Linked DNA regions of Mus musculus: all the other regions are linked to region 1. The links are chromatin loops, found by intact Hi-C in ENCODE. Cell type or tissue: left cerebral cortex. All regions are shown on one strand. Region 1 has its middle 5.5 kb from the start of Foxo1. Region 2 has its middle 21 kb from the start of Gm40047. Region 3 has its middle 32 kb from the start of Gm40047. Region 4 has its middle 11 kb from the start of Gm40047.

Region 1 (2,500 bases):
GAGCACAACCATACATAAAACTGGCTTATTCTATAGCTGTTTCTGCTCTCACAGGAGACTGATAGAAGACAGGCACATCTTCACTGAAGGTGGCTTAATGAAATCTATGAACATACATTTCTAATCCCACTCCATTGCCAAGGCACGGTATTGCATTGTTTTAGCATACTTTAAAAATATGTCTGATATTTATGCTTACTGGACAGTAGAGGGGGACCCAATCTGGTTTCCTTTGTGGCCATGTTTGAAACAGAGAGGAACCACAAGAATTGTTTTGTTTTCTTTTAAATCTTGTCGGGTGCCTCAAGACAGTGGCCCTGGCTTTGACTCCAGCAGCATGTTGGCCGGGCTAGATTAGATGGAGCAAGGCCCTATAGGATAAACTTTCCTGGGTTCTAACCTCTAGAACTCAGGAGAAAGGATGTCTTTTCTATTAAAAAAAAAAATGCAGTAATGATCACTCTCTGATGGTTATGGAACTTAATGTGATTCAGGATTTAAAAAAGAAGGAGGAGGAGGAGGAGGAGGAGGAGGAGGAGGAGGAGGAGGAGAAAGGAAGGAAGGAAGAAAAGAAAGAAAGAAAGAAAGAAAGAAAGAAAGAAAGGGAGAAAGAAAGAAAGTAAGAAAGAAAGAAAGAAAGAAAGAGAGAAAGAGAGAAAGAGAGAAAGAGAGAAAGAGAGAAAGAGAGAAAGAGAAAGAAAAAGGAAAGGCCAGGAAGGACATGAAGCCAGCCAGCCTGGAAGAGCTGACTACTGAAGCTGTCTCAACAGCCAAGCACTAATGACTGGATAGGCTCTACTTCATTTCTGTATACAAACCCAAAATAATCATGATCGTTGCTGGTTACATTGTGTCTAGGCATCTTTTATTAACCTAAACTGAACTAGTTTTCTTTTAAAAAAAAAAATTTATTTTTGCTTGCATGCATGTGAGAACCATATGCATGCAGTGCTCTCAATGACCAGAAGGTGGCAGCGGATCCCCTGGAACTGGAGTTGCCAGGCGCCAATTATCATGTGCTTTTGCTGTTGTTGTTGCAGGGGTATAGTGTTTGTTCAGTAAAAGGAACATAAATTTGTAATGCCATCCCATCCTCCCTTTGAGTGACATCCTCAGCCACGTCATATGATAGATGTTCTTGTTTCCGGTGATGCACAAATCCGAAAAACAGAAAGAAGACATCTGTACTGGTTGGTTTTATGTCAGTTTGACACAAGTTATAGTCATCAGAGGGGAAGGAGCCTCCGGGAGATCCAGCTGTAGGGCATTTTCTCAATTAGCGATCTAGGCGGCAGGGCCCAGCCCATTGTGGCTGGTTCCAACCCTTGGCGGTGGTCCTGGGCTCTAAGAGAAAGCAGGCTGAGCAAGCCAGAGGACGCAGGCCAATCATCAGCGCCCCTCCACGGCCCCAGCCTCAGCTCCTGCCTCCAGGTTCCTGCCTCCAGGTTCCTGCCCTGTGTGAGTTTCTGTCCTGACTCCTTTTGATGATGAACAGTGATGTAGAAGTGTAAGCCACAGAAACCCACTCCTCCCCCAGCTTGCTTTTTGGTCTTGGTGTCTTCATGCCAGCAATAGAAACCCTAAGGAAGTCAACCTCTAGTGGAGCTTCGTTTTGTATTGCAAAGTTTTTCCAAGTTAGAATCTTGTAGAGCTCAAACATGCAACATAACTAAAATATCCTATTTTGAGTTTGTTGTTGAAACATAAGATTATTTAAAGTACATATGGCATCCTTTTTTTTTCTTTCCAGGCACACTCTTTCAGTCATCTGCTAATTAGAAATTTCATTTTTAAATGTTAAACCTAAGTGCAGAGTGAATCCTGTATCCCCTGCATCCTCAGGAGATGGAGGTAGAAGAACAAGAGTTCAAGGCCATCCTCAGCTACTCGACCAGTTAGAGACCAGCCTGGGTTACACAACCCTGCCTCAAAAACCAAAAATAGAGCATGTTAAACCTTAGGAAATAGAACATTGCCATGTTTTTTATAGGTAGTATTTACTGCAAAACAGAAACATGATATCCTGAAAGATGTGTGTGTGTCTGTCTGTCTTATTTTCTGGCACATGGGCCTTTACATAAGGATGGGTCTTCTGAGTCAGTCAAATCTGATATGTAATAATCTCTTCCTCTCTCTAAAAACATTTAAATGTATATGGGTGTTTGCCTGTGGCAGTTCATGTGTAGTATACCTGCAGGGGCCAGAAGGGGACGTCCGATCCCCTGAAACTAGACTAGTCGTGGGCTACCTCGAGGCCTTATGCCAGATCACTCAGTTCTCTTAACCTCCGAGCCATTCCTCTGGGCCCTGAAATTTGATAATCTCTTGTCTCCTGTTTTCACGTCGTCTCTGACACAGGTAGTCTGCACATTATAGAAAAACACATGCACTCTTAACCACACAGCCATTACCTCTATTTATGTATTCATCCATTCATTGATTTAATTCAACAAACGGCAAGCAGTATGGCTAGTTACTAGAAAATGTAAGCAGATGGCCC
Region 2 (2,500 bases), 340 kb after region 1:
CCAGCAGACCCAGGGTCCCTTCTTCCTGCACCTTTCCTCTTAACCACTTGTAAAATGGCTTCCCGACAGGACAACTTCAACATCAGATGCTTCCATTTTTCCTGGAGTTAAATAAAACAGTGTCTCTGGGCAGCAACAAGTATAAATGGGTGGTCTCCAGTTATCTGAGTGACCTTAACCACGGGTCGTGAGTGCTCGGGCTGAACTAGTTTTCCTTGGGGGGTTGGGGGTGGACCGGGGAGAGGTAGATGTAACTAATAGATTCTGTGTTCCAGCCAGCATTGGAGGGGCCTCCTCCCAAAGAGGAGTCTAGTTCATACAGATTGGTAAAGGGCCCAGATATTGGAGCTTTTTTTTCAGAGCCTCCAAGTTATTCTGGTGGACAGCCAAGGACATGTCCCCAGGTAGCTGGCCAAGTCCTTAAGGAAAGCTTCTTCTGTCTCCTAAGACCTCCTCATGTAAGCACCCACATGGCATAGACACGTGCGCCTAGTGACTACCCACGCTGTTTGCATGGTGGCTTTGCTCTTGTCATGGAACTCAAGTGGGATTCTGTGGCCTGAGATAGCAGCTCTAAGGCCACACCTCAACAGAGCATCTACAAAACTCTGGATTTCACAGGTGGAAAAATGTAAATATGGAAAAGACGAGCTTTTTAAAACCAAGGAAAGGAAGAAAAAAAAAAAGCTGTGTCTACAGAATGGCTTTTCCAGGAGCCTGACCCGTCTGTGGTACTTTGTGTGCTCAGAGGTAACCTGGAGTTAGGAAACGTTCTAAAGGCCAGCAGGATCCGCCTCAGTTTGGCTGAGAAAGTGCAATCACTGGCTGCCTGAGATATTACGCAGGGATTTGAATGCTGGGTACAAGTGCAACATGGAAATTATTTCAACAGTCAGTCTGAGTGTCAAGTGTCCTGCTGGGCCTCCGGGATCGGATACTCCTGTGGGCGAATGGAGCAGCGAACAGCGGCTGGAGCTCCATGAAGCCCCATTGCAGGGAGATAACTCGGTGGCCAGTCAAATTTGCCCCAGGGTTTTGGAGCTGGCCTTTCTGCTACATGCAAAGCCAGGACGCGTTTCTTGTCAGATGATTCAGCTGTAAGAACGTGCGTGTGTGGTCAAGCTGTCCGGATGGAGTCAAGCCTGCTTGTGTTCCCTTTTGATCCCTACCTTCTCTTACTTCTGCTCCTGAACTGCTGAACCCGGGGAAGAGCTGTTTGCCGTTCCGTGGCAGAATGACATCAGCAGGGAGGCAGTTCCTGGGCCAAGGGAGCCAAGTCCTCAGACACCATCTCGGAAGTAGGACAAGTACATTTTGTTTCTCCAATTCAACCCAGAGAACTGCCTGGTCCCCGAGGCCCGTGCCAAATGTGTTTGCGCAACCTCGGCAGCGGTGCCCAAAATGCGGCGCAAGACTCGGCCAGAGGTTTCGTTTCGTTGTGGAATGAATACTCACAGATGGTAGGGCTAGCGTTGTTGGTGGCCCTGGCTATGTGAATTGCAGGCTCAAACCTCCGCAAAGGTTAGGGTCCTAGAAGGCATGGTACTCGATCTCTGGCTAGGCCTATCATAACCCATTGCCTCAGTACTTAGCCTAGCCAAGGCACACAGAGCATTGAGGTAAAGCTGGCCAGGGCACTGTGCCATCGTATTTTGGCTAGGAGCATGTTCCTGGGCGCGGGTGGGGAGTTGGGAAGGAGAAAAGCTACCAATTTGGCTGTTGCTCCCGAACATTTGCTCTGCATTCTTGAATGCTCTTGGTTAAAGTCCTTATACCCCAGGCAATGGGGCAAGAATGCACACACACTACACATGTGAATGCATGCATACACAGAGAGACCCAAAACATCTTAGTAGATAAAAACCAGCTGTTTTGTGTGTGCCTATATATGCGTATTTTTCTTAGGAGAAATCAAGGACTATGAAAATGTGTTCACATGTAAATGACCAGTATTTGAAGGCTAATGTTGGTATCTTTCAAAGTCTAACGTAATAATAAACTTGTATGTTTTGTAGGGCTTTATAGGTCACAGTACATTCCACATGTCTCATTCATCTGATGGGCCTAACCACGATGTAGCGCATGTGTTAGCTTCTTCTCCAGTTCTACATTTAAGGGAAGCAGGGAAGTACTTTGCTCAAGACTGCATATCAATCAAGTCTCAGGATCAGACTAAGAACAGAGGCCAACCCCATCCAATCTCCTTACCCTGCCGGCCCCTAATCTTTATAGTAAAATGACCAAAGGGAAACAGTCCTGAAATCTACTCATCTATTTGTAGGACTGGATGACATGGCTCAGTCCCTCCCAGAGCAGTCACGAGACCAACAGCAACACCTGCTTCATTTGGGACTAAAACAAAACAAACAAACAAACAAACAAACAAATCCAACGAGTTCCAAGTCCACCCCTGACCATTCGAGTCATCATCTGCACTTTGATAGCATCATGCATATGATGAGCCAAGTTTGGGACAATAGGAAGGATTGAGCTAGGGTTA
Region 3 (2,500 bases), 350 kb after region 1:
TCAGTTAGGATTAGCTATTCTGTCTCTTACATCTTTCAACTTGCCCATGGTTCTTTTATAGTGGTGATGTTTGTAATGTATAGATTAGTGACCTAAATGGAGAGATTCTGGTGGTATATACATTGTTCCTTGATGTGTTCCCAAAGTCTAGCACAACGTAGATGTCCGTAAATTTTGCCCAAGTACCAATCTTAGCAGTGACAGTTAACTAAATCAGAATTCTTGGGGAAAACACATACTTGCCAGTAATCAAGGAGGCCAGAAGGAGCACTAGAGCTGGGTTGACTAGAGCTGGTGGTTGTGAGCTGTCTCTTATGGGTGCTAGGAACCAAACTCAGCCACCCTGGAAGAGGGGCAAATGTTCATTGCTGAGCTGTGTTTTGAGCTCCAAATTAACATTTCATGAAAGGCGTTTATGAGTGAATCAAGGGCTATCATCAGAAAAGGCCTCGAACTTATTTTAAATTACCTTGGGCCTGTCTGAAAAACTGAAATTATTGTTTAAGCCCCTCAGACATTACACCACTAATCCTTTTCTAATGATCTCATCCTAAGAAACAGCATCAGCAGGGGACTCTCGAGCCTCCCCTCCCTGTAACGACATAATGAGCAGATTTGGGTATTTACATAATAACTTAGGATGATTTCAGAGCATTTTAGGCAAAATACACAGCCACTTAGATTGGAGTCATCGCACCCATCTCAGCTCTCTTAGGAATTAAAGGGAGATGGAAATGGAAAAAAGCAAAAATCCGGGAGTGTTTGGGTGTGTCCCACTCTGTCTCAGTTCTTAAATGCCCTGGGTTTATAATGAGATGTCATAATTAGGAAACTGGCTTCATAGAAAATACAAGCACTGAAGCTTTGAGCAAAATACTAAAAAACAAAAATCGGTAAAAGCAACTAACTAGGTTCCAAAGTGGTACTGAAAACAGGTCGTAATGATCATTTATACAGGGGAGGCCACTGAGCCCAATCTGACCTGGTTTGCTATGTTGCTCATTTCTGATGTATGAGCTCATACGGGCTGCCTTTGTTTAGTATTTTACTTCTATGCCTTTTCTTCAAAATTCGCAAATAACCCGATGGTTATTTTTACCTTAAGACATTTACATGCATGCTTGCTATGTTCTTTGCTCCTCTTTATACTTGGGAATCATTTTCTATCTTTTGCCCGCAGCCGCTCTTTTGTAAGAGTGTCTGTCGGCTCTATAACTACCGCTCTTGGGCTTTTCCTATTTAAAAAATGTGTTATTCTCACCCTCTCATTTCAAAGAAAGCTCTGCTGTGCTCTAGTGTTCGGCTCTAGTTGTTGCTGTTGATGAGTCTGCTCTAGGCTTCTAGGCTGGTGTCCTGTTGAGGCCACCTGTACCTCTTGGTTTCTGTACCTCTTCTTTGTCTTTGGTTGTTCTGCAGACTCACCGTGAAGCATCTCTGTCTCTGTGAATGTTGTTGTTTATGGCATTCGTGAGTCACAAGGTAACTGCCACCAGTCAACTCTGGGAAGGACTCATTCATTGCCTGACTACTTCCCTTTTGTTGTAATTTCCCCAATCTGCCACTTGGAACTTTATTATCAGATTCCTTTGAGATCTCCATTGAGGTTTGTACCTCTTTTTTCTACTTCACATGTTTGAGTGCAGTTCAACCCTAATCCTTTTAAAATATAGACATAGTTACATATTCTGAGAGTCAAGGGTGAGGTAACTCACTTCAATCTCTTTCTCAGGTATATTTTATTTTATGGTTTTTTTTCTTTCTTTCTTGGTTTTTCAAGACCAAGGTTTTCGAGGGTTTCTCTGTACAGCCCTGGCTGTCCCGGAACTCACTCGGTAGACCAGGCTGGCCTTGAACTCAGAAATCTGCCTGCCTCTGCCTCTGCCTCCTGAGTGCCCGGCTGTTTTTTTTTTTTTTTTTTTTTTTTTAAAGTTCAAGTGTTAAGGCTCTCTGCTCCTCCCTGTTCCAGAGACAGCTGCATCTTCTTGTGCAGTGTCAGCCTCGTCCCGTAGACAAAATGGTGAAGGTCGGTGTGAACGGATTTGGCCGTATTGGGCGCCTGGTCACCAGGGCTGCCATCTGCAGTGGCAAAGTGGAGATTGTTGCCATCAACGACCCCTTCATTGACCTCAACTACATGGTCTACATGTTCCAGTATGACTCTACTCACGGCAAATTCAACGGCACAGTCAAGGCCGAGAATGGGAAGCTTGTCATCAACGGGAAGCCCATCACCATCTTCCAGGAGCGAGACCCCACTAACATCAAATGGGGTGAGGCTGGTGCTGAGTATGTCGTGGAGTCTACTGGTGTCTTCACCACCATGGAGAAGGCCGGGGCCCACTTGAAGGGTGGAGCCAAAAGGGTCATCATCTCCGCCCCTTCTGCCGATGCCCCCATGTTTGTGATGGGTGTGAACCACGAGAAATATGACAACTCACTCAAGATTGTCAGCAATGCATCCTGCACCACCAACTGCTTAGCCCCCCTGGCCAAGGTCATC
Region 4 (2,500 bases), 310 kb after region 1:
TTTATTTTAGGAAAACTTTCAGACACCCTCAAAGTTGAAAAACTCCACGAAGATACCTGTGAACAGACCTGCAGAGCTGACCTTGGTGTTTTGTTGCCTTGGGTTTTTTTGGTTATTGTTTTTTTTTTTTTTTCTTTTAAATCACGGATCTGTCTGTCGATCTATCCTCTTGTGTATCCATTCACATATCTAATTTTAGGGGATATATTTCTATGTAACCTGCAAATATTAATAAAATTTCTGGGCTGGAGAGATGGCTCAGCTGTTGAAGACTAGACTCACAACCAAAAAGTCAAGTCAAATTTCCCCTGATTGGCCCCAAATCATACATATCAACTAACTAGTCTTTAGCATTTGCCTATAGTATTTTTTTCTTAGATGCAAATTTAGGTTCAATTTAACATCACAAAAAAAAAAACTTGGCATAGGACAGTTTTGTTGCTTTCCTGTTATTGAAATAGTGAAGCTCCCCTTTCAAACCAACTCTCAGGTTAAAAAGCTGGCATGTAAAATAGATCACAACAGAGCTTCCTTGGATGAAAGAGACACTGGGGCTTGCAGCTTTTGCTCCCTAGGGTGTTCTCTAGGGCCCTCCTTAGACGGTTACAGTGCCATGAACTATTCAATTCAGGTCAATTTATTAACCTCATAAGCCTTGGTGTGATCTCTGCGAAGCAGCACTTTAAAGTAGCTCTTTCCAAGCTATTCGCTTTTCATTTCCCATGGTGCCAAAGCACTGGGCCTTTTGCAGATTTTTTTTTCCTTCCCAGCCTTGTAACAGAAAGCTTTCTTTTGTTTTAATGAGTTCAGTACAAAAAGCCACATTTGAGACTGTGATATGAATGCCTGAAGTGAAAACCACAATTGGAGGGGCTGTCTGTGAAATGGAAGGGGAAAAACAAGACTCTGACCTCAATAGAGAGCAAAACACAGAAGCCCGAGTTAGCATAGCAGCATGCGTGTGAAGCTACCTTGTCCATCTCCAGGGCCTTTGCCAAGTAAGGTCTAAAGGTATCCCCAAAGAATGTATATGGCATGTCATAAGTAAATTCTGCTTGGTGCCTTGCAGAGTCATAATGTTTTTGGGTGGGAGAGGACAGAGCCTTTGCTCTCTCAGGAAAGAGGGCTCTATCCAGTGCTCATATCTAGCAGCCATCTGAGTAGGTGGGGGACTGTTGGGTGGGTGCTAAGTCTGGGGCCAGGTTTGGCCAGATTCACATGAGCCAAGTGAATGTGTCAGAGGATAAATGTTGTAGTTATAGAGAGGCCATAATTACCTATCCACGTCTCAGAAGAAGAGGAGGAGGAGAAGGAGGAGGAAGAGGAGGGGCAGGAGGAGGGGGGGAGATGAAGGGGGAAGAGGAAGGAGGAGGAGGAGGAAGAAGAGGAGGAGGAGGAGGAGGAGGAGGAGGAGGAGGAGGAGGAGGAGGAGGAGAAGAAGAAGAAGAAGAAGAAGAAGAAGAAGAAGAAGAAGAAGAAGAAGAAGAAGAAGAAGAAGAAGAAGAAGAATGGTTTTGAAAAAGGAGAGAGAAAGCAGGGTTAGGTTGGCATTAGGTTGTACAAAAGAGTAGAACGGGTCCAAGCCTGTGTTACAGGGGTTTCAGATGCTCAGAGGTAATCCTAACTACTAAGAAACACTACACTGTGACTAGCTACCTAACCTAAGGACGTAAATGGTAGGCTACAGATAGTTACTTAGTAAATGCTTATTAAAGGAAGGGGGATATGGACAGAGATAAGGAGATTGATCGATAGATGGATTGATCAATCGATAGATAGACAGACAGACAGACAGACAGACAGACAGGATGGATGAGTTTAACCTGAACTGCAGAAGCTCTGCGCAGGGGGCTAGGTTCATTGCTGTGTGGTTGTCATAGAGAACTTGAATGCAACTTCTTTGTCAACAGCTATTATTTTAAACATATTTTGACTACAACTCAGTTTCAGAAAGGGGAGGAAGGCATTGCATGAGGACCCAAACAAACCCATCCCACTCTCACTCACATAGTCTTTCAAAGGGCGATGTGTTCTAACAATCTCCACTGCGTTCTTTGTCCCCCTTCCTAAAATACTGGTTTGTAACCCTCAAGCCTAAAAATTCTAGGTCCAACTCTTTGATCCTTTCAAGGACACTTTTAAAAAAAATTTTAATTTAATTTTTTTTTGAGGATCTCTTTCCTTTCCAGAATTTTCAACCTAGTGTGTGTCCCCCCCCCCCCCAACTCCAAAATGGGAGTTAATAGGGCTTAGGAGCATCAGATTCATCCCATGTCATAGGAAGCAAACACAATTCCTGCTGTGTGCTCAGCACTACACAGCTCACCCATTCACAGCAGTGGTCTTGAGAGCATCACTGGTCCTCAGCTGTCCCCCCTTCCTGCCAGCCATTGCTTCCGTATACCTCCCACACCTTTCTTTACTGTCAAGGCGACAACCTTTCACCTTTATCCTTCAGAGGGTCCCATTGTCACTCGACTACACAAATCTTCCCCCAATT

What was found. Peaks named below come from ENCODE experiments on the same cell type or tissue, not always from the same donor. Only the 100,000 strongest peaks of a DNase experiment are listed, where the experiment ranks them.
Region 2: it touches region 1 in a loop (2.8-fold over the local background); 6 of 42 quality-filtered maps call a loop at or near these places.
Region 3: it touches region 1 in a loop (4-fold over the local background); 6 of 42 quality-filtered maps call a loop at or near these places.
Region 4: it touches region 1 in a loop (3-fold over the local background); 5 of 42 quality-filtered maps call a loop at or near these places.

What each region holds. Positions count from the first base shown.
Region 1 is chr3:52,261,623-52,264,122 of GRCm38, forward strand. No RefSeq gene overlaps it. Among named protein-coding and RNA genes, the nearest start is that of Foxo1, 5.5 kb to the right of the region's middle. In left cerebral cortex, a CTCF peak has its summit at 962 (motif pointing right); DNase peaks (open chromatin) are centred at 971 and 1,417.
Region 2 is chr3:52,599,875-52,602,374 of GRCm38, forward strand. No RefSeq gene overlaps it. Among named protein-coding and RNA genes, the nearest start is that of Gm40047, 21 kb to the left of the region's middle. In left cerebral cortex, no CTCF peak of the experiment used is centred here; a DNase peak (open chromatin) is centred at 1,446; H3K27ac peaks cover 806 bases.
Region 3 is chr3:52,610,821-52,613,320 of GRCm38, forward strand. It overlaps the pseudogene Gm10293. Among named protein-coding and RNA genes, the nearest start is that of Gm40047, 32 kb to the left of the region's middle. In left cerebral cortex, a CTCF peak has its summit at 1,305; DNase peaks (open chromatin) are centred at 728 and 1,245; H3K27ac peaks cover 288 bases.
Region 4 is chr3:52,568,230-52,570,729 of GRCm38, forward strand. No RefSeq gene overlaps it. Among named protein-coding and RNA genes, the nearest start is that of Gm40047, 11 kb to the right of the region's middle. In left cerebral cortex, no CTCF peak of the experiment used is centred here; a DNase peak (open chromatin) is centred at 962.